Regions from separate parts of the Homo sapiens genome. Here all the other regions are linked to region 3. Evidence: read pairs that join two places in POLR2A ChIA-PET (ENCODE). Cell type or tissue: GM12878. All regions are shown on one strand. Each heading gives the region's core, and the rest is flanking DNA. Links, peaks and the distances in the headings are about the cores only. Region 1 has its middle 32 kb from the start of LINC01435. Region 2 overlaps LINC01435 (long intergenic non-protein coding RNA 1435). Region 3 overlaps LINC01435 (long intergenic non-protein coding RNA 1435).

Evidence for each region. ChIA-PET counts read pairs that join two places held together with the same protein. Peaks named below come from ENCODE experiments on the same cell type or tissue, not always from the same donor. Only the 100,000 strongest peaks of a DNase experiment are listed, where the experiment ranks them.
Region 1: POLR2A ChIA-PET joins it to region 3 with 8 read pairs; 2 of 35 experiments call an interaction of 5 or more read pairs at or near these places.
Region 2: POLR2A ChIA-PET joins it to region 3 with 8 read pairs; 1 of 35 experiments calls an interaction of 5 or more read pairs at or near these places.

Annotation. Positions count from the first base shown.
Region 1 is chr10:108,095,899-108,106,855 of GRCh38, forward strand. No RefSeq gene overlaps it. Among named protein-coding and RNA genes, the nearest start is that of LINC01435, 32 kb to the left of the region's middle. RefSeq lists an enhancer at 1,039-2,008. In GM12878, for the core only: no CTCF peak of the experiment used is centred there; no DNase peak of the experiment used is centred there.
Region 2 is chr10:107,907,635-107,918,591 of GRCh38, forward strand. The region is part of intron 4 of LINC01435 (long intergenic non-protein coding RNA 1435); the gene reads right to left. Among named protein-coding and RNA genes, the nearest start is that of LINC01435, 160 kb to the right of the region's middle. In GM12878, for the core only: no CTCF peak of the experiment used is centred there; a DNase peak (open chromatin) is centred at 6,007.
Region 3 is chr10:108,009,055-108,020,011 of GRCh38, forward strand. All of the region lies in intron 4 of LINC01435 (long intergenic non-protein coding RNA 1435), which reads right to left. Among named protein-coding and RNA genes, the nearest start is that of LINC01435, 55 kb to the right of the region's middle. In GM12878, for the core only: no CTCF peak of the experiment used is centred there; DNase peaks (open chromatin) are centred at 5,575 and 5,947; H3K27ac peaks cover 781 bases.

The sequences.
Region 1 (10,957 bases), core at 3,003-8,002, 86 kb after region 3:
GATTCGATGCTTCATTTATACATTTTATACCTAGAAAATAATTCTCTTCAAAAGCATACTGTCAGAGGATCTGTAGAGTGTCACTTTACCAGCTGAAACCTCTGTGGCCAGCGGTGCCTCTGCTTGGGTTTTGCTCAAACCCTCTGGGCTTGTTCCACCCAGTTGGCCCAGCAGGCTGTGCTTGGTTCACATTACTGGCCCAGATCCCACAGCTGCCAAGGGTGAGCCAGTCACAGAGTGGTGAGAGATGTGTGAGTGAGTGAGTGCAGGGTCCAGCCATTGTGCACAGCCAGGTGTGCCAGCTGTGAAGGGAGGGCAGCTCCAGGTACCAGCACAGGTGCCAGCTCTGTTCAAGGCTTGTGGGTGAATGAGACATACCACAAGTGGCTTCCACTTCAGGTGCTGGGGAACACAGTGGAGTCCAAAATCTCAGAGGCGCCAGGAACTGCAGAGACCCAGGGAGGGTGTTACAGCCCGTCACAGCCCAGGCTTCAGAAACCCTGAGGTCTGGGCTCCCAGAAGGGCCGCAGTTCTCCTCTCCTTCTTGCTGCCCACAGCACAGCAAGTGGGGAAAGGGGGGCATGTTTCAGCCTGTTTGCATTATAGTTCTTTCAGTCCTTCCACCCATTGCATGGGGCAGCCACCCAGCACCAGTGGAGAGTGGGAGAGCTATAGTGTTACAGCAGGTCTGGCTCAGGGAATCCTGAGGTCTGGGCCCCCAGAAGGGTCACCACTCTTCACTCCTGCAATCTAAGAGCATGAACCGCCCACAGCTTGGCGAGCTGTCCAGGGACATGTTACAGCTCCTTATGCTCCTGCCGTTCAGCAGGTCCTGAGTCCTTGCCCTGCTTCCAGGAAGAATGAAGTTACACAGTACACTGGAGGATGACCAAGATGGAAAGAGCTTTATTGAGCAACAGAACAGCTCTCAGGAGACCCAAAGTTGAGAGCTCCTTTCTGTAGGCAAGTCCTCCCAGTGAGAGTCTGAGTTTGGCTGAGTCTGAGGCTTTCATGTGCTCAGAATGGAGGAAGTGCATGCTAATTGGTCCATGGGTGGCCATGGGTAGGCTTCGAAAAAGCACCATCTGATTGGCTGGAAAGCATCAATAAAGTATTCACTCCAGGTTGCAGACTTCACCCAGAACTGGTAGCACAGCCCTCAGGCTTCAGGCACACCCTGACCTGAAGGTGGGGTTTCAGCAGGGATCCACCTTTTCCTGCCTATGAACCTGTCTGCCTCCCATCATCAACATGCCATCCACGGCACCCAGGCTTTCCACACCAAGGGGTGCCTGCAGGCCTACAGTGAGCCCCTCAGCCTCCATCCCACAATCATTAGTGCCCAAAGTCTGGAGGGGCCAAGGTGGCAGGAGACTGGCATGTCAATGCAACCCCAAGCATGTACACACCCCGTCAGGTGGCAACAGCACTGGGGCTTGGCCACAACTTTGCTCCACACTGGGGCAGTCACTGGGAGTAGGAAGAGGCCACATAGCAGGAGCAGGCACTTCCAAGCCTGTGAGAGTTGAGTGCTTCCTGGGCCCCAAGAGCGAGGGATGCTGAGGTCCAGTGCCATGGCTGTGCAGCTGCAGATGTGCACAGGAACACGGCCTGTGGCCCTGCCAACTCAGTAGGGTGTGGGGCTCCCTCTGTGATCACCTGTTCCTGGCCCCTGCTGGGCTCCATGGAACACACAGCCCAGGCCCCACCTACCCTGCTGCAGCTGGTGTCCTCGAAGTGGCCACTCCAGAAAGGCTGCCACCACCATCAATACTATCCAGTCTTTCAAATGGAACCACTGGCAATGGCATTTACCTTGACTAAGAAAATTAAGATGTTTGTATTAAATCTCATCATATTTACTTTCCTTGAATGTACTGCATACAAATTAGAATCTCTCATGTTTTGCTACAATCCACACCCCCGAAGTACTCATATATGATTAAATTTGCTTTCTGTCCTTTACTTTTCAGATGTTTGTATAGACTGGATTTTACATGGGTGACCTCTTACAGGTCTTTTCCCTGGATATCAATTTGTTATTTCATGAAATATTTCAATAGTATGCCTGGAAATGAGACTGGACAATTTGCAACCATCTCCAGCACTGCTCTAGAGCTTTATACAATTATAGTGTAATTAAATAAGTTTAAAAATAATAAAAGTAGAATATTTAAAGATCTTAACAGCATTTTAAATAGATTTTTAAAATATGCTATTACTTTAGAAATTAAACTGCTTTTGATAGCCAGTGAGGAGATGAGCTTTTAAAAGCTATGTTTAAAAATACATTTAAATTAAAATGTAGTTATAAGGTATAATGCAGTGACTTATAAAGCGTCTTCTGGCTCAAAAAACCTAACAGAAGTAAATGCCTTCTGTACATTTAGTCATGGCTTATGGCATCTGTATTATGCAGGAGGAACAGTAACAAATTTAGCAGCTCAATGAGAACACCAGAATCAGTTCAAGTTTCTCTATATTTTTGCCAAAATTTATTACAGTCACCATGAACAAATAAGGGTTTAATTTTTTAATAAGATATTTATTTAGTATTCAAAAAACTATTCCGAAGGAGTTGAAATCAGTATGTCAAAAAGGTATCTGTACTACCATGTTTATCACAGGACTAATCACAATAGCAAGGTGTGGACTCAAATTATGTGTCCATCAAGGGATGAATGAATAAAGAAAATGTGGCATATATACAGTATGGGGTACTATTCAGCCATAAAAAAGAATGAAATTCTGCCATTTGCAACAACATGGATGATCCTGGACGACTTTATGTTAAATAACATAAGCCAGGCATAGGAAGACAAATAGTGCATGATCTCACTAAAGAAGTTGATTATATAGAAGAATGGTTGTTAGCAGAGGCTGAGGTGGTTAGGCAGGAGTGGAGGATGGGGAAATATTGCTCAAATGATACAGGATTACAGTAAGATAAAAGGAAAAAAATGCAAGAGATCTATTGTAAACATAGCAAGGTGACTATAGTTAGTGCTGATACATTGTATCAAAAAATGTAGAAAGAGTGGATGTCACCTGTTCTTACCACAGAAATGATAACTATGCAAGATAATTCATTTGTTAATTAGCTAATTTAACTATTTTACAGTGTACATGTACTTCAAAACATCATGTTGCACATGATAAAAACATACAATCTTATCTGTCAGTTTAAAAAAGGCAAACAATTTGCCTTCTCTTCTAAGGGTATTTCCAAGTCATTTAAAATGGTTACATTTTTTGATGACAGCATTGAAAAGCAAATGCATTTTTTTATTGGACATGAAATTGCTGAAGTTCATTTTAATTAAAAATGCTTTCAAACAATTTTATATTCTTTATAAAATTAATGTGCTAAAGTATTATGGACTTCTGGTTTCCAGTCTAGCATGTCATGAGCTTAGAAGTCAACAATCCATCCTAATAACAAATATAAAGCTGAGCAAAATGAAAAATCAACAACTCTTCTAAGATTTTTAGATCTTTCAGAGAAGTAAAAGTTCAGTGCAAACCACTGCCATCCTCCCAAATTGGAGAAACAGACAGGCAAATACTGAGTGCCACAATTTACTGAAATACAAACCCAGTAGAAGAAATCTCCATGGGTACCAGTGGTAGGTTAGGAAAACCTGAATTCTAATTGACAAATTGCTGAAAGCTTCACGTGAACAAATCTGAGTGTGAAAAACTCCGGAAGGATCCAATCATGGTGGGAACCCCCACTTTTATTTTGCCTCCAGGAGTTTGATCTCACCCTCAAAGTGAATATCAGAGAAAAATCTCCCCATACTTCCATGGGGGTGCAGGGAGTAACCATTTTGAAATATGTCAGAACATTCTGTTCTTACTAAAAGCCCTGCCCTAGGAGAAATAATTTATGAGGCTCTAGCCTGCTGGGGTTTTTTAGAGCCTAACCTACCCAAGGGAGTGGATAGGCACCCAACTCTAACCACCCCTAGTCATCCATGTAGGGGAAGGGAAATATCCAACCGCAGTACTCTCTAGTAATCCTGTCCCAACTAAAGATGAGAAAACAAAAACAAATAAACAAACAACAGAAAGAGGGAGTGATGAAGTCCACAGGCCAGGGGCACAGTCTCATCCAAAGTCTAAGACTAATCATGGAAATAGAATGCTTCTCCTCCCTCACACCTTGCTACTACATTGCTAAAGGCCTTAAATTTAACACACATTCTTTTACCCAGTACATCATATCTGCCTTTCAGTAAAAAATTACAAGGCAATTTAGTAGAAAAGGCAAAACACGCAGTTTGGGAATCAGAACTAAAATCAGATGTAGCAGTAATGTTAGAATTATCAGAATAAAGAACAAACAAATAACTATGATTAATATGCTAAATGGTTTAATGGAAAGTGTAGATAACATATAAGAACAGATGAATGTTAGCAGAGAGATGGAGATTCTAAGAAATAATAAAAACATGCAAGAGATTAAAACACTGTAATAGAAATAAAGAAGTCTTCAATTAGCCCACCAGTAGATTAGACATGGCTAATGAAAAAAATCTCTGAGCTTGAGGATATAACAATAGAAACTTCCAAAACTGAAAAGCAAAGAGAAAAAGAATGAAAAAAAAAAAAAAAAAAAAAGAACAGAGTATCAAAGAACTATGGGACAAATACAAAAGTGATAATAAACAGTTTGGGGGAATATAAGAAGAAGTAAGAGAGAAAGGAACAGAAGCAATATTTGAAACAATAACTGAAAATTTCCCTAAGTTAATGTCAATTCCAAAACACAGATCCAGCAAGCTTAGAGATTAGTAAACAGGATAAATGCCAAAAGCTACACCTAGGCATAACATTTTCAAACTACAAAAAAAAAAAAAAAAAAAATCAAAGATAAAGAAAAAATTCTAAAAGAAACCAGAGGCAAAACAAACAAAAAAACCTTATGTATAGAAGAGCAAAGATAAGATTGCATCCACCTTCTCTCAGAAACCATTCAAGCAAAAAGAAAGTGCAGTGTAATATTTTAAGTGTTGAGAGACACTTAAATGTTGAGAAAACAAGTATTGAAAGAAATATTCAAAAGAAAACACCAACCAAATTCTGTACTCTGTGAAATTAAACAGTGAAAGAGAAATACTTTCTCAAAGAAAAAAATGAGAAAATTTGTTGTTAATAGACCTGAAAATGTTAAAAGAAGTTATTCAGAGGAGAGGGAAGAAACTTGGATCTACATTTTAAAAAAAGGAAGACCATGACAAGGAATAAGTGAAGGTAAAATGAAAACTTCTACTTTTTAAATTTTAAATGATATAATCATTTTCTTGTTTAAAATAATAATACCAACAATATATTTGTGTGTGTGTGTATATATATATATATACATGCACACACACATTTATATATGCTTAAGTGAAATCACAGCAATGATACAAGGGGTGGGAGGGAAAACTGGGAATATTTTGTTATTATAAGGTACTTGCACTACCTGTAAATGCTATTATGTTATTTTAATGTGACCTAGATTAATTGTGAATATACATTGCAAACTCTAGGACTATCACTTTATCACTAAAAATGTTTTTTAAAAGTATAATTGATAGAAAGTGGAGAAAATGGAGTCAGATAAAATACATAATTAAAACCATAACAGACAAAAAAATGTGTGGAAGACAAAAACAGGAACAAAGAATAAATACAACAAATAGAAAATAGTAACAAATATGGTAGAAATTAATCTAATGATATCAGTAATCACCTTATACCTCAATCGTCTAAATACACTAATTAGAAGACAGATTGTCAGATGGATTGAAAAACAAGATCCAACTATCATCTACAAGAAACCCACTTGTAATATGAAGACACATTTAGATTAAAAGTAAAGAGGTAGAGAAAGATATACAACGCTAACACTAATTAAAAGAAAGCAAGAGTAACTATATTTTCTTTAGACAGTACAGACATGAGAGCAAGTAAAGTGATCAGGGATAAAGAAGATACTACATATTGATACAAAAGAGTCAATACTCCAATAAAACATAACAATCCTTATGTATCCAACAATAGAGCATCAAACTATATGTGAAAAGAACTGATAGAACTTCATGGAGAAATAGATGAATCCACTATTACAGTTGGAGAATAAACATCCCTCTATCAGAAATTGACAGATCCAACAGCCAAAAAAAATCAATGAGGATATAGCTGAAGTTACCAGTACTATCACTCAAGTGGATATAGTTGACATCTATACACTACTTCACCCAAGCACACCAGGTTACACATTTTTTTTTTTTTTTTGCACAGAGAACATTCACTAAAATGCATCACATTTCAGTACATAAAATACACTTAAGGTATTATGATCTATTTTTTAAATAAATAATTGTTTGCCATTTAAAATCTTTGAATTTTTTTTAGGACAAGCTGAAAATAATTAAAGAGTGAGAGAAAATAATGAATTTCTGAAATTCTTTCTACAGTCTCAAAACTATGTACTACAAAATTACAGACTAATAAGTAATATAGCTGGAAAAGATAAGAATACCAAATATGAAATAATGCTATGACATTACCTATTGTAAAATTAATAGTTCATCTGTAATCATTGATAAAGAAACTGGAGAGGCAAAAACTTTAGAAGTCAATACATAATATAACTTATAACAAAGCCTCCTAAATTATTTAAATAAACATACTTAGAACGACCAAACTATCATGAATTCAAAAAATACTACTCAGAACATTATAATGCCTTCTTCCTACTTCTATATACCTAAAATTGCTAAAGTATGGTGTTCAAGAGTTCGCAGGACACTTTGGGAGACCGAGGCAGGCTGATAATGAGGTCAAGAGATTGAGACCATCCTGGCCAACATGGTGAAACCCCATCTCTAATAAAAATACAAAAATTATGTGGGCATGGTGGCACGTGCCTGTAATCACAGATACTAGGGAGGCCGAGGTAGGAGAATCGCTTGAACCAGGGAGTTGGAGGTTGCAGTGAGCCAACATCGCACCACTGCACTCCAGCCTGGTGATGGAGCGAGACTCCATCTCAAAAAAAAAAAAAAAAAAAAAAAAAAAAGAGTTCACAGAAAAAGAGAGAAAACAAGTAGACCACTCAAAAGGTTCCCTAAAGGACATGGGACATGCACTGAATCTTCTTAAAATAAGTAGGGTTTGGATGTGTAGAATGAAAACAAAGAGAGAATATGAGCAATAACTGCACAGATGGTAAAGAACATGGCTAGGGTTGGAGGCACTCTGGAGTGGGTTTGGTAACCATCACGTTCATACTGAGCATTGGTCCCAAAACATTAAATAAAAAAGAATAGGTTTCAATGAATAATAAGTTTGTTTCATATGGGCACAACAGGAATAAAAAAATTCAACCTTGATATCCTATTTCAAATAATACCTTGAGAGAAAAGAAATTAAGAAACCGTGGGTTCATTTCCAGATTGAAGAAACAGTAGGCTGAGTATTCCACACTGTAAGTGAAATGAGGATCCAAATCAGGGCATACCTTGTCAAATGTTAGAATTCAAAAAGAAAACAGAAGACTGTAAGCATTTCCAGAGCTAAAACAGAAGGGAAAATACAATGGCATCAGGCATCTCAATATTATCATTTGTGATAGAAAAAATACCAGATCGATGTATTTGATAATATTATAAGGAAAAAAAATTTCATCCTAGAATTACATATTCAGCAAAACTCTCAAAGCAATTTTCAGATATACATAACCTCTCTTCATCCTCTCATCCTCTACCTCTTCCCTCTCCTTTTCCTCCCCCTCTCCTGCTTCTCTCTCCCTCTTCTACACTTTTTCTTAGGAAGCTACTGACTGTGAACTTATCTGACTCTGTGGATTAAGCAAAACAAACAAACAAACAAACAAGTAAACTAACAATAATCAAGAGACTAGAATTTAAGAAACAAAAGATACACTCAGCAGACACAGTGCATAAAGAATGCAACCTACTTTGTAGTAGGAGACTAGAATTCTACAAACTGGAGCTCTCCAGAAAAATAAAAACGCAATCAATAGATTCTGAGATACCGTTTAGAATTTGGAAAGAGAAATATTGATTGGCATATGAAAGGTCAGGTATAGCTCATAGAAAGCTCTGATTTGCACTGAGAAGTACCTGCAATATCATACCAAGGTAAACAGTGACTACTTATTTAATGAAGCATTCTTATATATGTGCTGGATGTTTCCAGGTCAATTTGGTTAGGTGGAAACTGAGCTAAAATGAAACTATGTATCCTAGAATCCCGAGTCTTGTATGGTCCCAGATTAGGATTAACAACAAGAGAAATTGGCATGAGATTTGGAAAACGAAAATGCAACAGCTGCATTAATATCAGAAGGTGGATGTGGGCAGATACATTCATGTATAGATACAAAACAGTTAAATACATCCAGTTTACCTTTATTGTACTCAGATTTGCATCTGGTTCATTTTCCACACTGCAGACTGAGCAGCCATAAGCCCTCAACCGGATGAAACCACAACTGTGGAACCATAGAAGTGGCCATCTCATAGCAGCACACTTTCGCGTCTATCTCTCCTTTAGCTTTCCCTTCACAGTTCAGTTTTGGTAGCTGGGGTTTGCTTAAATTTTCACATTTCACTAAAAGCTGACTTGCTCAACTATGCCAGTGCTTCACAAAAACTATTAGTGATCCTGTCTCAAATCCTTCAACTCATTTCCGACCTTTACCTCTCCAGCTCCAGCCACAGATCTGACATCTAAAATAAATCTCTTAATCCCATAATACTGTACTCTGCCTCCATGATTAAAGATTCAGAAGATTCAGATATTGGTATTAGAAGTGTTTCCATAGAAAGAGATGCTTAAGGGTAGAAATCTAGAATTGGTTTGTAGATCTAATGAGATTTGACAGGACTAATTACACTGCTGCAAGGCAAAAACAGAATGTTGGTATTCTCTGTTGGTTCATTGCAAAAATATGACTAAAATTAGAACTGTCATCACCTGGAGTGAAGTGCTTTCAGGCGGCAAGGCTTTGGGTGATCCAGTAGCAGTTGCCGTAGAGCCAAAGAGCAATTTAGTGGGAAAAAAAGAGCACAATGACTGGTTATTTTGGATTGCTTCTAACAGTGCTGGATACTTTGAAGGAAAAAAAAAAAAAAGATGAGCTCAGGAGTTCAAATTCCTAAACATTTGAGTAAGCAGCCAGAATACTTTTATTCTGCCCTAACAGTACTCTAGGAATGGTATTAAGATTTCTGAAAACCTAAACCCAAGACTAAACCTGGCAGATTCTCGGATTTTCATGTTAGGATATTGTTGGAAAGAAGAGGGACATTGAAAAGGGAAATGAAGATATACGGTAAAATTCTCACGAGATTGAAAATCTTGAACCTATAAATTCTTCACAGTGTCAATTTCCAGTAGAAGCAGCACATTCTTTCCTATCTGAATATATTATTATTTTTTTCTTTTCCTAAATAACTTGTAATGGGCTCCCCTGAGGTAGTTGCCTTCTGGGGAAATGCGGATTCTGCTCAGGACCTGTCATGCAACTTCTGTTTGCATCTAAATTTATAACAAGATTTAGTGACAGCAGCCCCCAGGAGACTGAATATGAAGTATGAGCCCTGAGGAGGGACATACACAACAATAAGATTGTACAACCTTAACAATTTACTTTATCCAATCTTGAATTATGTATGGGAATTCATTATGAGAAATTTGGTTCTGAGTGAATGAAATGCATTGTTGGGTTAAGCTAACTGCTTCAAAGGGGTGCACTGGCTGAAATCCCTGGATTCAGTAAAGGAAAGAGCAATGAGGAACAGGTCAAACCGTTTTCTTAGTCAGGTGTCTGAAAATTAATTTACAGGTGGTCTGCACTGAATTAAGTTAAGATGTCAGAATGTTATTGGTTGACTACAGATAATTTTTTAAAACTTTGAACACTCAACTTCATACATTATGAAAGATTTGTTCAACCCAGAAGGCGGTGAATTTTCTGTCAAAGAAAATAGGGCCAAAGGTATAGAATACTCTATTGCATGGATAGTAACTAGTGGTTTGTCTGGATGCTCAAACTGGAAAGAAAGAAGACAATGGAAATATTGGTGATCAAAGGGTCTAGAGAATAAGTATGCCCATGCTTACAGAAGAGTATTCTCGGCTTGGAGGAAATCTCAGAAATCAACTGGTTACGATGAACTACTCAATGAGCGCCATTTAGCCTCTCTTCCTAGGCCTCCTTTTCCCTGCCCAATGGGCTCATGAATAAATCAGCCACAGTGGTAGAACTATAGTTTATTCATGGTCTCAAGAGACTTGGACTTCACTTCATCAAGGTTAATCTTGTTACAGCTACCATTGACACTTCAGCCTGCCAACAGTACAGATTAACACTGAGCTCACAATTATCCAGGGTGACCATGGAGCCACTGAATGACTAGCTGATTACACTTGAGTATTTCCATATGAAAGGAACAGTGTATTGTTCTCAATGGAATAAGCATTTATTTTGGAAAACGGATGTGCGTTTCTGACTATAATGATTCTCTGAAAATAAAATTTTATAGGATGCCTTAATTACTGTCATGCATGCCACCTAGCATTGCTTCTTATCAGGGAACGCATTTTATAGAAAATGAGTGTAGTCGTGAATTAAAAATCGGAATTCATGGTCTTATCCCATTCTACATAATCATAAAGCAAACTGGTTTGACACAATAGAGGGGTGACCATTTAAAATGCATTGATGGCATCAGAGGGTGACAACACTTTGAGGCTCTAAGGTAGGTCTTCTAGGATTTGTTATGTTCTCCAAATCTGTGATCGATAAACAGTACTCTTTCTCCCATTTCCAGAGTTCCAGGATCCAAGGAGGAAGGGAGGCAGATAATGGGTATTACTCTATTGCTCCTGCCTGATCATCCACTAGAAAAAAATTTCCTGCCTACTACACAAATTT
Region 2 (10,957 bases), core at 4,005-9,004, 100 kb before region 3:
AGCAAGGAGAAAACAAACACCACCTCTCACACATCCTCCCCAGATAACAAGCTGGGGATGACATACATTCTTAACATTGTGCAACCCACTTATTGTCTTTCCCTCTTCTCATCTTGCCTCTATTGCCTTCCTTCTCACCTTGCACTACACATAAGTTGGATAAATACCTGAGCAGGCACCTCGCTCGCAGTAAGTCTTATTAGGTCTTTTTAGTACCCTGTAAGGTCAGTTTTGAAAGGTGAGTAACTCAGGAGTCACCCTAGACTAAGCAACTTGCTCTAACACAGCACAGCACATATAACTTGTATATGTTCTCCTTGAACTCTTCTTCCCAATGGTGGTCTCTTATGGGCAGGAGCACAGACTTCAGCCAAAATAAAACTATGAATACCATTGTGTCTCTGTCCCAAGATCATGTCAAAACAAAAAACAAACTCCATGCAAGTCCAGGTATCAGTAGAATGCTGCATCCTAAGTTTCAGTCTCTTCTTCCAACAACTGATGTGTGTCAATCGCACTGATAAATCAGCAGTTCTTCTGTTTCATCTCCCATAGAATATAAATGATATCTGTCTTATCCCTTAGGACTATGTTGAGAATAAAACTGAAGTAATGTGACAAAATTCTTCAGAAGTGAAGCATTTTAAAAAGCAAAAAGGTACCTTACTGATCTAAGGGTAGTATAGAAACATTCCAGAGATCTATAGAAATCTTTTATGTACGTGTAGGATTTCCTACAGAGCATTCTGGTCCTTTTTTCCTCTGCCTATATTTTAAATTAGACTCTGTTCTTTCACTACAAAACTTGCACAGTAAGCTTTCACCTTTGTTTCTTGCCAATCTTTAACTATTGCATCCATTTGATCTGAGCAGAGCCAGCTCACGTCAGAAGTGACCATTTCATGCCATGCAGTCTGGTTCCCCTCACACTGTCCATGTGAGAAACCAGCATGAAGAAACATCCAAGATGAGATTTAAATGCGCAAACCAGGGCAATCACGTCTTTAAGGGCTAACAGATTTTTCCTGACATCGATTTTCAGTTTCTCACTGGGCATGAAATATACCTACATTCATTCTAAAGTGATCTTACAGATGAGTGAATCTTAATCTCTCTTCTCCCTACATTTGTTCTTGCAGTTCCTTTATCTATCCTGTACTTACAGCCATTTCAAAACACTCCTTTTAAACTTATCCCTCCTATTCATGATCTAGGTTAAGCACCACTCTTGCCACAGCCTTCATAACCATCTGAGCCAGAAGGTTCCCATCTCATCTTTACTCTCTAGCACTTTTGTCATTCAGGTAACATACATCATCTACTGTCTCATATGAATGATCATAACATTTTGTACCACTTCACACACATCCCAAGATCAGTGACTGGAACATATCAGGTGCTCAGAAGATATCTGCACAATTTAAAGTTAATAAGAAAAAGTATATAAGGTTGTTAGCATTTTCTCTGGAAGAGTTAATACTCCATAAATATTTGCAATTCTTAACAGCATTAATAAAATACTGCATGTATTTTTGTGCCCAGTTCTATGTTTTGTTTGGTTTTTGTTTTGAGACAGAGTCTCACTTTGTCACCCAGGCTGGAGTGCAGTGGCGTGATCTCAGCTCACTGCAACCTCCACCTCCTGGGCTCAAGCAATTCTTGTGTCTCACTATCCTGAGTAGCTAGGATTACATGGTTGTGCCACCATGCCCAGCTAATTTTTTGTGTGTTTTTAGTAGAGACAGGATTTCCCCATGTTGGCCAGGCTGGTCTACAACTCTTGATCTCAGGTGATCCACCTACCTCAGCCTCCCAAAGTGCTGGGATTAGAAGCGTGAGCCACCGCGCTTGGCCAATTCTACGGTTTTGAGAGTCCTTTCTACGAAACATGTAAGTCGTTCTCAGAGTCAATATTATCTTTTCTAGGGGGTAACAGTAAATTCAAAAAGATTTAAATTCTGTTCCTAGATTATGCATTTGGTAGCCAAGTATTGCATGTTTGCCAACACAAAGATATCAGACTAATAATGCTTTTATATCTTACTACAAATATCAATACCTGATTTAAGTATTGTCTTTCAAATTTCGAGGCTTCTATAAACATATGCATATGAATAATAGGAAAAAGACCCAACATAATGTTTTCACACTCTCAAGTCAAAGGCATAGATTAATGTGGTATCTGTTTCCCCAGAGCTTTACACATGCAAGATGCTCAATGCTTTCAGGTTGAAGACACTAATATATTGAGGGGAGCCTGGGCAGGGCCTCACAAAAGCTACTGATTATTCTTCAGAAAGCAGAATGCAGGTAGTCTACTTTTAAGATAGATATTAATGCGGTCTTATATTTGAACACAGGTCTGTCTACCTTCATATCTTATACTTTTTTCTTCTATAACACCTTGCCCTTTCATGCCACATTGCATTTGCATTTTTTATTAGGATCAGAGCCCTGATCATAAAAAAGATGTAGGCCAGGCGCGGTGGCTCATGCCTGTAATCCCAGCACTTTGGGAGGCTGAGGCAGGCAGATCATGAGGTCAAGAGAGACCAGCCTGGCCAACATGGTGAAACCCCATCTTTACTAAAAATATAAAAATTAGCCGGGCATGGTGGTACCATCCTGTAATCCCAGCTATTCAGGAAGCTTAGGCAGGAGAATTGCTTGAACCCGGCAGGCAGAGATTGCAGTGAGCCAAGATCGTGCCACTGCATTCTGGCCTGGCGACAGAGTGAGACTCCGTCTTTTAAAAAAGAAAAAAAAAAAGTAAGTTTGCTAAAGAATGCCAATTATACTAAAATCTAAAAAGCCAAGTAAAAAAAAAACTTATACAATAAACACCAGTTTTCAGTCAATTCTGAAATAAAGTCAGATTTAGTTGCTCATTCAGAAATGTATTAACAAAGACCAGATCTCAAGATTTTCCGATGACCTAATAATCAAATAATCACCCAAGCATTGACTTCAAGACTAAAGATGAGGAGGACAGTGTGAAAACAATGCAATTACTACTGAAAGTAAAGAATAAAATGTGAAGAGATTTACCTTTCATAAGATGAAGCTTCCATTACCAACATTTGCCTGCTTGCAGCTGCCGCTAAAATCCACGCAAGATGAATAATTTTACAGACAGTTCTTAAAAGGATCTGATTTCTAAGTTCTACATTAAAAAACTATAAGGCAGATTTGGAGTGAGATCAATGTGAATTCCACATTGTGTTCTATCATTGACCATTCACATCATCTTGGCCAAGTCAATGATCCTTTTTTAACCTTAGTTTTGTGTCATTAGAGTGATAATCCCACCTTCACAAGATTGTGAAAATTTAAAAGATGCTAAATAAAAGCATTTTATTAAAACAAAAAACTTGGCCCAGTGTAATTACCACCAAGGTTGTGTTGATACATGTCGTGCTTAAAAATAGCTGATGGCACACAAGCAGATGTCAAGCAGCCAGTCATGTAACAGAATGCAGCATTAATACCATCATAATGATGTAAGTAATATACTGCAGATAACGGTCTTAGGTTAATATCTCTTTGAACAACATTGCTAATGCTAAAGAGACAGTGAAAAAGTGAAACATTATGTTTAGCATAAAAATGTGAAGAGAAAATACCATCCACCTAATTAGAATTTTGTATGGATTAACTAGCTAATGCTGGTTAGCATTTGAGAATGCAATGGAAGACAGAATTATACACATTCACAGACACAAAGTACTACATATTATATGTAAAATTAGATCACAGCACATGACATGTATAAAATGAGTGGTGCAGATGAAACACGTTCTTGCTCGCAACAAACTGTCCCTACTCAGCATCTTTCATGCCACAAGATTCCCCCACTGGGTCTAGCAAAGGTTTCCGTTGAGAAAGGCAGTCCCATATAACAAGGCTGTATTAGTAAATGAATTTAAATAATGGCTCTCAAATTTTGGGAATTGCACTAAACACATTCACAACAAAACATACAAAACACACACAGAGGAAAGTACTAATCATGTACAAGTTTTAGTATATTTAGTGCTTTGTGTCTGAATGTGTGTATAAATTCTGTCTTCCACTGCACTCTAAAATGCTAACCAGCATTAGCTAATGAATCCATACAAAATTCTGAGTACTAATCATGTGCAAGGCAGAAGTTACATCTTCAAAAGGCTTCCCCAAAAGCATCAGCAAAAGGAACAGGAGAGAGGAATGCTGCAAGGAAACCATCCAGAATTCTTGAAAAGTTAGATGGGCAGCTCATAATGACCATCTATTTGTACCTGTCGTTCAGATGTTATTATAATCATTAGTCTCTCTTAGCAGCAAACTTTTAGATAAAGATCAGAGAACTCCAAAGGATGTATATTATGGCGTATGGTGCTTCTTTCTAAGGTAGGATATCTAAGTGAGAAACCATAAGTCTTCAACTTTATTATTAGATTTGGGGTTAATGAACTGTCCTTTATTAATCTGAGAGAAAGAAAAATAGTGGAAAGGCAGTGACACACCCATGTACAGGACTTTACAACAATAATGCCCTGTTATTTCTATCAAATTATGTGATTCTGTGGATGAATTCTGAGTGGCACTGACCCCATTTTACAGATGAGAAAATTCAAACGCAGATTACTACAACAAATAGGACTTGTCAAGGGTACATAACAAATAAGACTACAAGTCAGGTCTCCACTCTGCTTTCATTTAATTCAGTTTCCTCCATCTAAGTTTCATCTGATCCTCCCCTGCTCCAATTTACAAAAATAGCTTTAAACGTTACCTCCTTCATGATGCTGAAACAGATAAATGTGTTTAGATGAAATTAGCCCTTTTTGAAAACATGAACATACGTACTGAAAAAGTGTGTGTGTGGCTGAGGAGGTTGGCGTTAGGAAATACAAGACTTCAGAGGTGAGAGATCTCACTGCTTAGCAAACTTTGGGTGCTAAAACACTAAGTCACTTCCCCTATTACTTACTACATTCAATAGCCTTAGTAGACTTACTGCAAAAGCCACCTATCCAAAGCCTGACCCACACTTGTCTCTACTGGACTTGTAAGTATAAATGTGTGCACATGTACACACACACACAATCTGACAAAACATTGTCATTTAAGTGAACATTTGGTTTGCCAAAGATGCATAATCTCTCCGTCAGGCCAAAATATTTCAGGATTAATAATTTGCAGCTTAGTATAACAGTATCTATTTCTAGTCCAAAAGTTTTGTTTCCCAGTGCTTATAATATTTGATGCACTTAAAGCCAGCAACTCTGAGTTAACTACCAAAAGAAGGGAAACATTTTTTAAGTTTAGATTTAAGTGAGATGCTTATTTTAGTGGTGATGTGTTAATAGTATTGAATATTTTACTGATATTAAAAGATATGATTGTTAACGTAGGCAGTGAAGTCAAATGTCTCCAGGAGCTGGATAAAATCTCTACTGCAGTTACCTCAATAAAATTCTACAGAACGACATAAAGCAGAACCCTTTGTCCTAAGGTAACATACTAGAGCTGTGTGGATGTTCTCAGGACAGGACTATCAATGCTAAATGCCGTTATGATTTGCCTCAATACAATCTATAAGTATGTACAACAGAATTCCCAAGGAGTAAATGTGTTGTAAACTGTCCAAAACTGTTATTTTAAAAGCTAATAATGGGAATACAGTGTCATGTCTCTGGGAAGGTTTCTTGCAATTGCATTACAAACTAAGGTATGGTGACTGATACTGAGCTGGATAATCAGTGCATATTTCAAAGAGCAAACTCGCAATTTCCAGATCTAACTTCTATTTACTTATGTGTTCCATTTTTACCCACTTTTGATTACCGTGTTCTCACTGCCTGTTCTGTGGTAGCCTCGACAACTTTTAAATGGTCTTTAATCACCAAAGCTGTTGTTTTACTATTTGTCACTAAGTTTCCAGGTTCACTTTAAGTTGATACTTCTGATAGGTTAAAGAGTTTCAGATTTATTCACTCAAACAAAAAAACTTCCTGACATGGCCGGGGAAAAAAAAAAAAAAAAAAAAAAAAATGACTAGCTGTCAGCCCTGCTACTTTGTCTTGCAAAAGCTCACCACACACCCACTCTCCCTCCCCAGGCTCAGCCTCCTGGAATCTTAATCCCCTTCTTCATATGGAAAAGTCTTTATTTCAGGTTTCACTAGAGGTGGTCAGGCAATGAAGAGTGAACAGGGAGTTGTAGTCCCTTGGATATTGATGTTTCCAGGACTAAATCACATTGGAGAACAATCAATTCACAAGCTGTAAAGCCCCAGCTTTAATCACTTTCTCTCTCAGAAAGATGGTGCCTGCTCTCCATGTAACTTCCATCTCCTCAGTGCCAGAGACAGGGACCACACTAGAAGGCAGTGATTGTCCACTGAGATTTTGTCCCCTTTAAATTAACCTAGACATTTGTCATCACAGACAGGAGCCCCCAGAGTAAGCTTACAGCAAGTGAAGTGGGAATCCTTGAGGGCAATGTCAGCCTGCCCTACAACGTTAACCCTTTCACCACCGCATACTATGCACTTATTTAACACCCTACTCTGCCTGGTCTTCAGCTTCACAAGCCATATTGACAGAAACCAGGGATTTACATTCTTACTTGAAAGCTGTTTTTTTCCAGGTTTGGAGCTTAGAGATGAAGATGGGAGTTCCAGGAGGACTGAGGCCCATCTTGGAGATGAAATACTTCCTGGCGAAGGCAAGCATAGCCTTTATTTTGCACACTTCAAGTCAGAAGCCTCAAATCACCTTCTGCCCTTGACCCTCCAAGCCCACTTTCACACTCCCTCCCCGCTTCGCTCCCCGACCCCACCCCATCACCACTCTGCTACTCGCAACGCTGCCTGGTCGCACCCAGGAACCATCTTTGTGGGTGGGGTTCCTCGTCTCCGCGGACAGGCTGCTAGTGAGCCGCAGCTCCTCCATCCGGAAGCCAGGGATCTTCATCTTGCCGCGGAGTTCCATGCTGCCGTCGCCCCCAGTCTTCAGGGACTTTGCGCTCCCGCAGGCTCCTGCTCACCTCTCCCATCGTTGGGCGCTGGTGGCACCCCAGGAGGAGAGAGGAGCAGCAGGAGCCCGGTCTCGCAGTGCCGGCACGGACAGTACTCTGGGGGTCTGGGCCGCGTGCCACGAGGAGCAGAGGAGCCACCGGAGCCGCTTCCGCAGACGCCCTGACACGGAGGACCCAGAGCGCCGCGCCGCGCCGCCGAGGAACGCGCTCACCGGCGCCAAATTTTCCCATCCCGGGAGCGAGGGCGGCGGCGAAGGGTCCGGGACCCGAGGTGGCGGCGCGGGGCTCTGCGCGGGCGGCTGTGGGTGCTGGAGCTCAGGACCCTAACTTTAGCGAAGTCGGGCCGCGGCGGGGCGGGTGGAGGCGGCGTGGGCAGGGGCTGCCGCAGGTGCGGAGTGAGGCGCCGCCACACGGGCGGGGGCAGGAGTCTCAGGAACTCGGCAGCCGCCAGCAGAGCCCGGTGCGGGACCGGGAGCTGCCGGGGCCTCAGCTCCGCTCTCCCCACAGCTCTCCGTGGCTGCAGGTTGAGGTCGAACTGCAAGCGCCACGGACCCTGCCTGCTGTTTACTGCGTTTTCACTGGAGACTCCAGCAAATGTCCTGGAGAGGAGAGGGATTCCTGCTCTGTCCATTTTAGTCTCTACATTGGCACCTTGGTGTAAACCCACAGCAGAGGCTGCGTGTCCTGGCTGAGAAACACAGAAGGGCAGCGGGGACGGAGGTGGGGCCGTGTGCAGATGAAGTATGTTTATGAAGTACATGATTGTGAGCGTCAGCGTATGTGTGTTTAGGGTTTTTCCCATCAGTCTCCAGCTTTGCTCCCTTTTCTTGACCTTCTGTAGCACTCACTCTGCCCAAAGCCAGTCTTGCGTAATCCCATTTGAAAGAGCACTTTGTTACTAGCCATATTCTAAATGTTTTGTGAGCCTACACTATGGCTTTAGAAAAAAAAACCACACACACCACACTAGGGGAAAAGAAAGGAACTCAAAACTGTGGCTTGGGAACATTTTCATTTGGAGCACACCAATTAGTCCCAGGGTTTAGCTCTAAACCCAAGATTCCGTAGGAAATCGGACATCTATTGGAGACTTATCTACTACGTTTGTTATATGACTGTTAAACCAATTCATTGACCTGTATCACATTCCCCACCTCAACCCTTGAAGCAGCTGGCATGCCGTCTGAAATCTTGGAATAAACTTTGCATATGGTTAGCAATCTTCTATTTGTGTATGAAGGTGCTCACCACTAATATGCTGTGAGTTCCTGAGAATCACCACACTTGGTTGCTTAAAGTTTGAAAATGACCAAGTTGTAACTGAGGAACTTTTCTACAAATTAAGGAACAGTACGTTCCAAGTGTCAACGTCACGAAGTTCTTTCATGACTTAGGAACTGTCCCAGATTGAAGGAGATTTAGGAGTAAGAAAATACATCCTATGATCCTGAATTAGATCCTAGTCCAACAAAAGGACATTAGGTCAATTGGCAAAAGTTGACTAAGGTGTGTAGAATGGTCATATCATAACTTTTTAATTTCCTACTAGTTTTGAAGTTGAACTGTGGTTGTGTCAGATGTTTGTGGAAGCAGAATATAAGGTATGTAAGAAATTTTAAAAATAGTCTTTTTTAAATGACAATAGAAAATTTGGTCTGATAAACATAAAAGGATTGGATTAAATGACCTGGAAAATCTTTTGAGCCTAAAATTCAATTGTATTACAAAAATATGTGCCAAGCCAGGTCCCCTGCTGCTGGCTAGTATAAAGTTCAAGTGGAGATTTTAGGAAGGAAAAGGAAATTTGAAAATTTCAAATTATTTTTTTAAGCTTAAACCTTTTCCAGTAGATAGTTTTATTTCAGAAGGATGAAATGTCTTCAGATTCCTTTGCGGTCTTTACAAAACTAATAACACTCTTGTATGTATTAGTCAACAATCAAATATCCAAAAGATAACAGCTGTAACAAAATAGTAAAAATTCTAGTGTGTGTGTGCACGGACACATAACTCATTTCCTTCATGGTAACTTCATTAAAATTCTCAATCTGTGATCGGACCACTTTGAAGAGTAGCTGTTAATAAGTCAGCTTTTACTAACTTGTAATGGGAAAGTTTTATACGCAAGCTTTCATAAAATATGCTTTTGGAAGATAAATTTCATTCCATAGACCATTCTAAGACACAAAAGCAAATGCCAGCAGATCAACTATCTCAGCCTTTAAATTTCAGTGCTTCCATGAAGCACAGTGTCCTAAATGGTAAGCTGGCTAGTTCAGTCATGAAAAGAACATGGAATATGCCTCCAAAAATACCTTTACTACCCAAGAGTAAGGGCTTATCTTTGGAAAATAAACCTGCACCCTACTAACAAAGCAGTATTTTGGCCAGTTGTGTTGTATAGATGGGAGAAAGTAATCTGGGATTCTCGTGGCATCCCAAATCACAAATGCTACTCATTAGCCCAGAAGAGCTGTTTCTCATTTCACAAAAGCTTCACAGATTTGCAGAATTACTTGTTAATGTCTTTTTGTAAGCCTTACTTCTTTTTATGTCAGGATAAGTGTGTGAGAATTACACTATGTGGAGTAATTACTCCATGGGTAGGAATCCAGATTAATGTATCAAAGTACAGATAGATCCCTATGCAAAAATAGAACTGGAAAAAAGCAATGAAATTTAAGGGTAATCACTAATGATTTTGAAATAATGTTCTTAATATTTTAGGTCTACATTATTTATAATCATTGTAGCATGCTAGCAAAATGGATATGTAGACAATTCCCAGAAAAAAATTAGCAAAATGCAGGTGTTTTGCTTTGCTTCCCTCCACATAAATGCTACTTCTTCATCCTGCCAAATATACATCCCTACACCTACACTGAAGAGGTAGTCCAAGAGACTCATTAATGGGAATTCACTGAAGTTGAGCATTTCTTTTACCATGTTTTAAAAAATTTTAGGATAGGTGTAGAGTTATAGAAAAATTGTGATAATACAATAGAGAGTGCTCAGACTCTTGAGAAGGTAGCTGCTCAGTGAGAGGGCAATCTTAAGAGATCTGAGGCTGCTTCCCACCTTACATCAATTGTCATTTGGCAACTCAAGGTCACTCAAATTACGGCCTGTTGCTTTCCCTGCCTGGAGCACCAGAGCAGCAGCTCAAATATTTTGCCCAGAATGAGAAACAGGATATAGAACAGAGAGCTCCTTTTATACCTGTATACCCCAAAGGATGAGATTGAAAAAGTTCAACCCTGAGAGCACTCAGCACAACAGTGAAAGCGACGGTGAAAAGCAACTGGGAAATTGATTCATTGCTAAATGATAGGTTCACAGTTCAGTGGAGAGAAGAGGACAGTGTCAGCAGAAAGAGCACTACTGGTTCAAACAAATATGAACACTGACCTCAGCAACTGTCCCTTTAAAGCAGCAGTTTCCCAACATTTTCCGCACCAAGGACCAGTTTCGTGGAAGACAGTTTTTCCTCGGACAGTGGGGGATGGTTTCGGCTTGAAACTGTTCCACCTCAGATCATCAAGCATTAGACTCTCCTAAAGAGTGCACAACCTAGGTCCTTTGCATGCATGGTTCACAGTAGGGTTCACTCTCTTATTTGAATCTAATGCTGCTGATCTGATAGGAGGCGGAACTCAGGCAATAAGCTCCCTCACCAGCCACTCACTTTCTGCTATGTGGCCCAGATCTTAACTAGCCACAGACTGGTAATGGTTGGGGGCCCGTGCTTTAAAGGACTCTAAATTTGATTAACCTGTGATGGGCATGCCCCATCGCATCAGTGAAAACAACGGCACAATTGGTCAGAATTGGTCATCAGTTAGAACATAGCAGCTGTGTATTAGGGAAAGAGACCCTTAATGAAGGCCTTATAATCACTGTTGTCCTACTAACTACTGGGATACCCAAATGTGAC
Region 3 (10,957 bases), core at 3,591-8,590:
CTATGGCATATGGGAATTGTGGGAGTTACAATTCAAGATGAGATTTGGGTGGGGACACAGCCAAACTATATCAAGAACCTCATGAAGAGAGTTTGAAGTTAGATACGCAGGTATTCAGCATTTCTATTACTAGATGGAAGTTTCTTAGACTCCAATGGATTGGAGATCCAGAGCAACCAGACATTCAGTGGTCAAAAAATGATAAATGCCTGAAGTGTATTGTGAGATGCCAGATCCTTTATAATGACACGGAGCCTACCTGGAGACAAACTGCAAAGAGCAGCAAAAAGCAAGTTACTAAGTGCTCCTTATTTTCATTATGCCTTTCAGGGGAAGTTAAAGATTTTTATTTTTAACTTTTTGGCCCTAGAGAAAATTGTATTTCTTGCATTCACTGCTCGTACTTATGCTTTGCAGCATAGACTACATTTATAGACAAAAAAGAAGGGATATTCTTCTCCTTGTGGATGGTGCACATTTCTAAATAAAGCAGGTGTTTCTAATTAACGAATTTTGCTTGAAGAAAGCAGCTATTTCCACCCCTCACCCTCCTCAGAGACAAAAACATGTCCTTATTCTGTTTTACCTAAAAAAGAAAATTATTCACTCAGAGATAAAAAGTCATCTAATTTCATAATTGTCCTCTATCCTACAAACCAAAATGAAAATTTAAATGAGAATGGAAAGGGGTATCTTGTGAGCCATCTCCAGAAAGTTATCATGGCTGTACAATGTTATTCAAGACTGAAGCTCTGTTCTGTGAGAACACAGGATCTAGGGCACTATCTGCCAAAGCCCATAACAATGCCTTTGCTGTTCTAACCACCCGTGCCTCAGCTGACTTAAAATAAAAGGATTAGCCTAAATCATCTTGAAAATTACATCTTCCTTAAACATCTGTGGACCTATGAAGCATATATTAACACATTCCAGCATGTTATTGTTGGAGAATTTCTGTATGTGCAGGCAATGTTAGTGATTTAAAGCTCCCTTTGATATTCTAGGTATCTAAATGCATAATAGCTATTTAATGAATGAGCAGAAGTATTGCTACCAAAATAAAATTGTATGTCTTCTATATACTGTTTAATGATGATGAATGCCTTTTTAAGTGTGAAATAAATTGTATAAAAATATAACATAATTATATATATATATATTTTATACATATGTATGTGTGTATCTGTCTATCTGTTCATCCATCCACCCACCATAATTCCCTATTTAGTTGTCTGGAGAATGTATTTTTTCCATTAACATTATATAGGCTATAAAATATTATCTCATGGCATTCACCATTTTGGGGGCAAAATGATGTTCAATGATCTTTCCCCATCTGCCTAGCTTAATTTTCTTCATCAAGCTGTGTCTATCTTTGGTAAATCATTCCACCTCTCCACACCTTAATTTCCCCTTTGGTAAAAGAAAAGGCTTGGACTACTGCAATGTTTCCCCAAGACACTTTTGCAAGATACATAGTAAAAAATAGTGTTCTGTAGTCAAATGTTTGGAAAATGCTGCATTCTGTGTTCCATCTTAGAAATGCAGTTGCACATTAATACGTTAAATGTTCTGAGATATGACAGGGAAGAAAGTTGCTTACCTTTAATTCTCCCAGTTTATTTCAGACATTTGACTATGAAATCCTTTCTTTCTTGAATTATAGCAATTTATAAAGTGCATCAAATGACATGATCTCTGGATTGACATTAAGGACACTTGAAAGTATATAATTTCTAAGGAGTATTGGATTCTTGGTTTGAATTAAAACTATGATGTTGTTGCAATATGACACAGTCTAATCATGCAACAGGATTTATAAACCCTCATTATGAAATATCCATTCCCTACCCAAACCTTCCTTATTTTCATAGGAAAAAACAGGTTTAATAATTAGTATTCAGCCTCTTTTCTTATTTTAGGATAAAAAAACAGGTTTAATATATAGTATACAGCCTCTTTTCCTCCACCCACCTTTAGAAGTGCCTGTGTGTGTATGTGTTTGGGTGTGGGTGGGTGAGTTCGTGGTGGGTATGTGTATTTGTGTTTGTATGAAACTTGACTACATTTTAGGTTTAGATAGCAGAGAACATGAGGTTGGAAGCTAACTTCCCCAGGCTTGGGTCTGGTTATCATGATCTAGAAAAATTAACGTATTTCTGCGTTTGTTTCCTTGTCTGGAAAATGGATTCAATAGTAACTTCTAGACCTTACTTATAAGGATGTTGAAAACAAAATCTGCAAAACTTGACTCAAGTGGCTTCTCTCATCGTAGAGAAATGAAAACAGTATGGGGAGCTGGATTGACAGCTGTAAAGGATATAGCCTTTTGAGTAAAATACAAGAAGATAGTCTTTGCTCCCAAGCTTGCTCAAAGAGCTATGCCTCAAAGCACCTAAGAAACACCATGTTTGTCCAATTCAAGGAAATGAACCCACCATGGTCAGAATGAATTTCAATTCCAATTCTCAATTTGAAGTTACTGTGGTGTTCAGATGATATAGACAAATAGACAGACGAGAAGAACTCAGCTCTAAATTTAAATAAATAAAATCCTAATTTATGAAATACAAGACCTAGAGAGTCTATCTGAATTTCAAAAGAGATAATTTTAAGACAGAAATAGATGATGTAATTGCATCAGCCTTGTTATTTTCAAAAATCATCCAAACAGTAACTAGACTAAAATCTATGTCGATAAAATATAGACACCAATGGATGACACTCCACAATGGTAGACTCTTAAAGATACAGAGTGACATTTGAAGACATTTACCACTTTTGAAAGCTGAAATTAAATAATCTCAGAGTTGAAGAAGGTCCTTTCATGTGACCTAGCCTCCTCTGTCCCTTAATATCCTCTGCATGATACCACACAAATATTGTCAAGAATGACCATAAATGTCTCTTATACCTTTGTTCTCTCTTGAGGGTAAAATTCTTCTCCAGTCTGTTGCATTTTGTTCTTATATAAAGGATTTTGTGGAAAACATGGTGTTTTTGAAATAAAAAAAAAATGACTAATTTATATGACGCCTATCAGTGATCTGATTTCACAGACAGAGCTTACATTTAAAAAAACATGTGCACGCTCCATAGGACAAAAACCACTCTTTGTGCAGAACATCAGACTATTGTAAGAATTGCTTGAAAAGATGAGGTTTGAATGGGAGCATTTGTCAAGTCAATGGATTTCATTGCATCTTGAAAAGAAAAATTAAGAACTCAGTGAAAGGATTTATATTCTGTGCTTGCAGAGTTAGTTTTGCCTCACACACATTATTTCCCCCATCCACAGACACATCGTGGAAGGCAGGGTTTTTTTATACTTTTGTTTCATGTTCTATCTCGATTTCAGACAGTTTTATCCACTACTAAATGCTTACACTATAGTGTAACTGCTACTATGTGTCTTCCAGATAAGCTATAATTCTATTGAGAACAAGAACTACAGTCATGTGGCACATAATGATGTTTTGGTCATCAATGCGCTACATATACAATGGTGGTCCTATATGATTATAATATTTTATTCTTACTATACCTTTTCTATGTTTATTTTAAATTATTATTATGATTATTTTTTGAGACAGGGTATTGTTCTGTCCCCCAGGCTGTAGTGCAGTGGCACGATTATGGCAGCCTCAGCCTCCTGGGCTCTCCCACCTCAGCCATCCTAGCAGATGGGACTACAGGTGTGTGCCACCATGCCTGGCTAATTTTTTTGTAGGGATAGAGTTTTGCCATGTTGCCCAGGCTGGTGTGGACTCCTAGATTCAAGTAATCCATCTGCTTTGGCCTTCCAAAGTGTTGGGATTACAGGCATGAGCCACTGCACCTGAACTTTTATACATTTAGATATGTTTAGATACACAAATACCTACTATTGTATTACAATTGCTGACAGTATTCAGTACAGTAACATGCTGTGTGGGTTTGTAGCCTAGGAGCAATGGGTTATACCATATAGCTTAGGCGTGTAGTAGGCTATGCCATCTAGATATGTGTTAGTACACTGTATGTTGTTCACACAATGATGAAATCACTTAACAATATATTTCTCAGACCGTATTCCCATCATTAAGCAACACACGGCTATATATTGTAGTCTTCTTTTGTTGATCTCTTAGCTCTTAGATAAGGGCATACCACAAGAAGGAAGTTCTGCATTTATTGGAGATATATATATATATATATCCAATATTTATCTATTTATATATATATCTGTATTTATATATGTCTGTATTTATTGGATATATATATATACACACACACACAATTATAGATATATAAATATAAATTGGCATATGGATAAGTGGATGGAATATAAATCTAGTTTTAAATTTTTTACAAATGTTTTCAGAAGCAGCCACCATAATAAATTTCAAATTATCATTCCTGTGTCTTATGTTTATTACTTTTACATAGATCCATAAAAATATATAGTATTATTTTTATACTTTCAAAATACGTGTTTCTTTTTTCTTCTGTAGCTTGCTTTTACTCAAGAGATTCTAATACATTTCTTCTTACTGCTCAGTAGTATTTTAATGTATAAATATAACATACTTTTATATGATAGAAGTTGGAGTTTTGTTCTCTATTTTTTACTATTAACAACATGCTGCTATACATATATTTATACATGTCTCAAATTACACAGGAAAGTGAGTTTCTCTAGAGAATATCCCTAGGAGTGAGATTGCTGTGCCATAGGGTGTACATATGCTCAATATGCTAGAGATTGCCAGACGCTCCTTCATAATGGTTATTCAAATTACGTTCCTATGGATTCTCATTGTATAAAACTGCAGTTTTCCAACACGAATTCTTAGCCTTTTGAGTAAAATACAAGAAGATAGTCTTTGCTCCTGAGCTTGCTCAAGGAGCTACATCTCAAAGCACCCAAGAAACTTCATGTTTGTCCAATTGAAGGAAATGAACCCACCACGGTCAGAATGAATTTCAATTCCAATTCTCAACTTGAAGATACTGTGGTGTTCAGTTGCCACAGTCAAACATTTTCTTTCTCCTTTTCCTCAACTGTCTCTAGCCCATTCCTTATATATACAGGTTCTGGCATAATTGAAAGTTATCATTAATGACAAAAAATGGTTACATTTATCCAAATGTGATCAGTGTTAGCAGGACTGATCGTGTCCCTATTCACCTGCTCCCACTCTTCCTGTGTTCTAAGAGCCTTAGTATCCTTTTACATTATGCTGTGCATTAACAGCATTACAGGGTGGACAACATGGCTGCTGAGGTGCTAAGGTTGTTATAACCAGAGGTTTCAATTTACTGCCTCTATGTGCAATTTATTAAAAGCTATAACGTCTTAGAATAAAGCTTAATAAAACAAATCAAACCCTGTGTTTCCAAGACATATTTTAAAGAGAAGCTTTTATTAGGCGGTCTTTTAATTAACCATTTGCTGTCAAAAATAAACCATACCATGCAGAAATGTGGTTTCTACTGGTATGTCTTTCTCTTTCAACAGTTACTTATCACCTCAGCCTTCCTCTGAAAATAGTAACCTCTCAAAAGAGATGAGTATCACATAAGGTTTTGCATTTTTCTGTTGCCTGTCAATTTGCTTATTTTTAAATGTATTTATAACTGCATTTTTTAACAAATGAAAATTCTAGGTATGACTCTTTTATGTTGTTTATTTTCCTTTAAAGTAAATATTCTTGTGGAAATAAAACAGGAATATAACAAAGTGAATAAATCATTGATTTTTCATGAAGTGAATGCAATTTATGACCAGAGAATAGATCAATAAATGCAATACTTACCCACACCTTTGAAGACTCTCTCATTTCCTTTATCACGCACCTTTCAACCTCCAATACCTAACTGCATAATACCTAACTGCTTGCTTGGGTTTTAAATACATGAAATGCATCAAGTAAACCTTTTTCATATGAGATCAGTAAAACCCAGAAAGAAGAAATGACTCATTCAGGGTTGAACAATGAGTATAGGAATTAGCACCAGTACCGCATTCTCACATGCACCTTCAAACAGCAGGGCAGAAATAACAATCAACATTAAGCATGTACTGGGAATATGGCAGAGTAGGCAGCACCAGAAATCTGTTTTCCTATCTAGGCAATGTCAGAATCTGTCTGATATAACAGTTTTGTAAATCTGGAGTCTATTTAAGGCTTGCAACTTATAGAAGAAGAGTTGAATAATACATTTCTGCTAATTTTGGTTAATTTGAAGGTTTTGTTTTTCTTTTTCTTTTTCTTTTTTTTTTTTTTTTTTTCTTTTTTGAGACAAGGTCTTGCTTTGCCAACTAGACTGGAGTGCAGTAGTGAGATCTTGAATCACTGCAACCTCTGCCTCCCAGGCTCAAGCAATCCTCTTACCTCAGCCTCTCAAGTAGCTGGGACTACAGACACAGGCCACCATGTCCAGCTAATTTTTTTTTTTGTATTTTTTGTAGAGACAGGGTTTTGCTATGTTATCCACGCTGATCTTGAACTCTTAGACTCAAGCAAACTGCCTGCCTTGGCCTCCCAATATGCTGGGATTTCAGGTGTTCCGGTCTTATTTGAGTTTTTACCATAGTAGTAGTTAACTTACCCCACCCCTTAGCCCCATGGCATGCAGCCACATATTCCAGGAAGAACCTGCACATAGCTGCTGGGAGCCCAAGTGGGCAAAACAAAGGACCATTTTTTTTGCTAATATGAGGGATTTGGGTTCTCATCACTGATCACTGCTTCTGATCACAAGAGTTGCACATAAAGGTGGTAACCATTGGTGCCTCTCCTTTTATTGTTTCAAGCACCTCACACCCTGGCTGAGGTGTCTCCTAGGAGACTTAAAGAACTGGTGCTGGTGCCACCCCCATCTCTCTTTTTCCTTTTCCTCTTTATGGAGCCATACATTGAAGACCAAGGCACTCAAAGGCATTCTCATATATGGGTAAAATTAGAAAGTCACCACACATGCCCAGGGGAAAGCACGGACTAAGAAAAGACGTGAAAAGACCATAGGATTATACCTCACTCTAATACTTGGTACAGATATGATCCAAAAATAAAAGAAAGAAAGAAAGAAAAACTGAAAACAACAAATTCTGGGGAAGGAGAAGACCTCATTTCCAGAGCTACCACAGTATTAGATGGAAATGTCCATTTTCCAACAAAAGATTATAAGATATAAAAAGAAAAAGAAAAATATGGCTAATAAAAAGTAAAAAACAAAAACAACAGAAACTCAGCCTACAAATGAAATGCTTGGCAGAGCTACCAGACAAAGACTAGAACAACTGTCTTTACAGTGCTCCAAGAACTAATGTATGACATGAATAAAGTCAAGAAAAATGATGTATAAACAAAACAGAAAATAAAACAGTTAGAGAACCAAAAAACAATTCCAGAGCTGAAAAATACAACAACTAGAATAAAAAATTTATCTAGATGGATTCAAAGGCATATTTCATCAGGCAAAAGTAAGAATCAGAGAATTTGAAGATAAGACAACCAAAATTATCAAGCCTGAGGAACAGAAAAGAAACTGAAAAAAGTGAACAGAATTTAAAAGACCTGTGGGACACCATCCAACAGGTGAATATGCACACTGTGTGAGTTCCAAAAGAATAGGAAAAAATGAAGGGAGAATATTTGAAGAAATAGCGGCAGAAATTTTGCCAAATTTAATAAAAGACATGAATATAAATATTCTCAAAAGCTCAATTAACTTTATGTAGGATTAACTCAGAGACCCCCATGGAGAGACACAATCAAATTGTCAAAATCCAAAGACAAAGAGATTCTTGAAAGCAGAGAGAGAGAAGCAACTCATCCCATACAAGGGACCCTCAATAAAGTTATATGTAGATTTATCATCAGAAATTTTTGAGGGGAGAAGGTAGTGGGTTGATACATTCAAAGTGCTAAAAGACAACAACTGTCAACCAAGAATTTTATATCTGGCAAAATTGTCCTTCAAAAGAGAGGGGGAAATGAAGACTTTCCTAGATAAACAAAAGCTGAGTGAGATTGTTACCATTCCACCTGTCCTGCAAAAAATGCTCAGGGAGACCTGCACGTTGAAATGGAAAAAACAAAACAAAACAAAACAAACAAACAAACAAAATCATTATAAAGTAACTCATTAAAAGAAATAAATACCTGAGTAAAATAAATACATAGGCAATTATAAAAGCTAGCATTATTGCAGTAATAGTGTACAATTCCATTTTTTGCATGATTTAGTAGACTAATACATCAAAAGTTGTAAGTCTAAAAGCTAGTATTACTGTATCTTTGGTTCGTAACTTCACATTTTGTTGTCTATATAATTTAAGAGAATAACACATTAAAAGTTTTTAATGTATTTGAATACACACTCTATGAAGATGTATTTTTATTAACACCTGAAAGAGGTATGGTTAGGGCTATTAAAGGTGCAGATTTTTAGTATATTATTCAAGTTAAATAGGTATAAATTCACATTTGTAATACATGTAATAACTCTAGGATGTGAAATGTAATCCCTCATTGTAACTACAAAGAAAATACCTACAAAATATAAATAAATGGAAACTAAATGTTTCACTGAAAGAAAATCAACTAAACACATAAAAGACAGTAATACAGAAAATGAGGAATAAAAAGCTCTAAGACATAGATAAAACAAATAGCAAAGAGCAGAATAAGTCTTTTATCAGTTGTTGCTTTAAATATAAATGAATTACACTCTTCAATCAAAATTCAGAGATTGGTAGAATGCATAAACACAGATGACCCAATAATATGTTGTCTATAAGAGACTTAATTTATAACCAAAAATCCAAATTGGTTGAAAGTGAATGTGTGGAAAAGAATATTTCATCCCAATAGTAATACTACAATATTTCATGAAATAGATATTTCATGGCTATACTACTATCATATAAAATAAAATCTAGGGCAAAAACATTTATAAGAGACAAGGACATTTTATATAAGTAAAATATCTAATATAGCAAGAATATATAAGAATAAAAATATGTGTGCATCTTATATTAGACTATCAAAATATATTAAGCAAAAATTGACAAAATTGAAGGGAGAAATAGTGAGTTCTACAATAATACTTGAAGACTTATAAACCTCTTTTTAAATATAAAATAGAACAACTAGACAGAAGATAAGGATATAGAGAACTTAAACAACACAACAAATTAACTAGATCCTAAAGACATATACGTAATAATTCTACCCAACAAAAATAAAATACACACTCTAGGGTACACATGAGTCATTTTCCAAGATAGACCATATGTTGGTCCTCAAATTAAGTTTCAACAGATTAAAAAAATAGATATCAGACAAAGTATATTTTTCAATCACAAACAGATAAAACTAGAAGCCAGAAATAAAATATAAACTAGAAAATTTACAAATTTGTGGAATTTAACCACACACTCGAATAATCAGAGACTTAAGACACAAATTACAAGAGAAATTAAAAAACACTTAGAGACAAATAAAAACAGGAACGCAACACATCAAAACTTATGGAAAATAGAGAAATTGCTGCTAAGGGAGAATTTTATACTTATAAGCATTTACAGTAGAAAAAAGATATCAAATCAATAACCACTTAAATAAATAGAAAAAATGCATACTAAACCTAAAAATAGCATAAATAAAGAAATAATAAATACTAGGGCAGAGATAAAAGAAATACAGAGTAGAAATGTTTTAGAGGAAATCAGTGAAAGCAAAAGTTGGTTTTTGAAAATATTAAGATTGAGAAACCTTTAGCTCTCTGGACTAAGGAAGAAAGGAAAGACTGAGATTGCTTAAATAAGAAATGAAAGTGTAGGGGTGGCTGGCAAGATGGCTGAATAGGAACAGCTTCAGTCGGCAACTCCCAGTGAGATCAATGCAGAAGGCAGGTGATTTCTGCATTTCCAACTGAGGTACCCGACTTATCTCTTTGGGACTGGTAAGGCAGTGGCTGTAGCCCACGGAGGGCAAGCAGAAGCAGGGTTGATCATCGCCTCACCTGGGAAGCGCAAGGGGTCAGGGAACTCCCTCCTCTAGCCAAGGGAAGCTGTGAGGGACTGTGCCATGACAGACACTGCACTCCAACCCCAGGTACTATGCTTTTCCCATGGTCTTTGCAACCTGCAGACCAGGAGATTCCTCAAGTGCCTACACCACCAGGCACCTGGGTTTGAAGCACAAAACTGGGAGGCTGTTTGGGCAGATTCCAAGCTAGCTGTAGCAGTTTTTTTTTTTTTCATACCCCAGTGGCACCTGGCATGCCAGTGAGACAGAATCATTCACTCCCCTGGAAATGGGGCGCTGAAGCCAGGGAACCAAGTGGTATAGCTTAGCGGATCTCAACCCCATGGATCCCAGAAAGCTAAGATCCACTGGTTTGAAATACTCTTTGCCAGCACAGCAGTCTGAGGTCCACCTGGGATGCTTGAGCTTGATGCGGGAAGGGGTGTTTGCCATTACTGAGGCTTAAGTAAGCAGTTTCCCCCTCACAGTGTAAACAAAGCTGCTCGGAAGGTCGGACTTGGCAGAGCCCACTGCAGCTCTGCAAAGCTGCCGTAGCTAGACTGCCTCTCCAGATTCCTCCTCTCTGGGCAGGGCATCTCTGAAAGAAAGGCAGCAGCCCCAGTCTGGATAGATAAAACTCCCATCTCCCTGGGACAGAGCACCTGGGGGAAGGGGCGGCTGTGGGTGCAGCTTCGGCAGACTTAAATACTCTTGCCTGCTGGCTCTGAAAGGAGCAGCAGATCTCCCAACACAGCGCTCGAGCTCTGCTAAGGGACAGACTGCCTCCTCAAGTGGGTCCCTGACCCCAGTGCCTCCTGATGGGGAGACATCTCCCAACAGGGGTAAACAGACACCTCATGCAGGAGAGCTGGGGTTGGCATTTGGTGGGTGTCCCTCTGGGACAAAGCTTCCAGAGGAGGGAACAGACAGCAATCTTT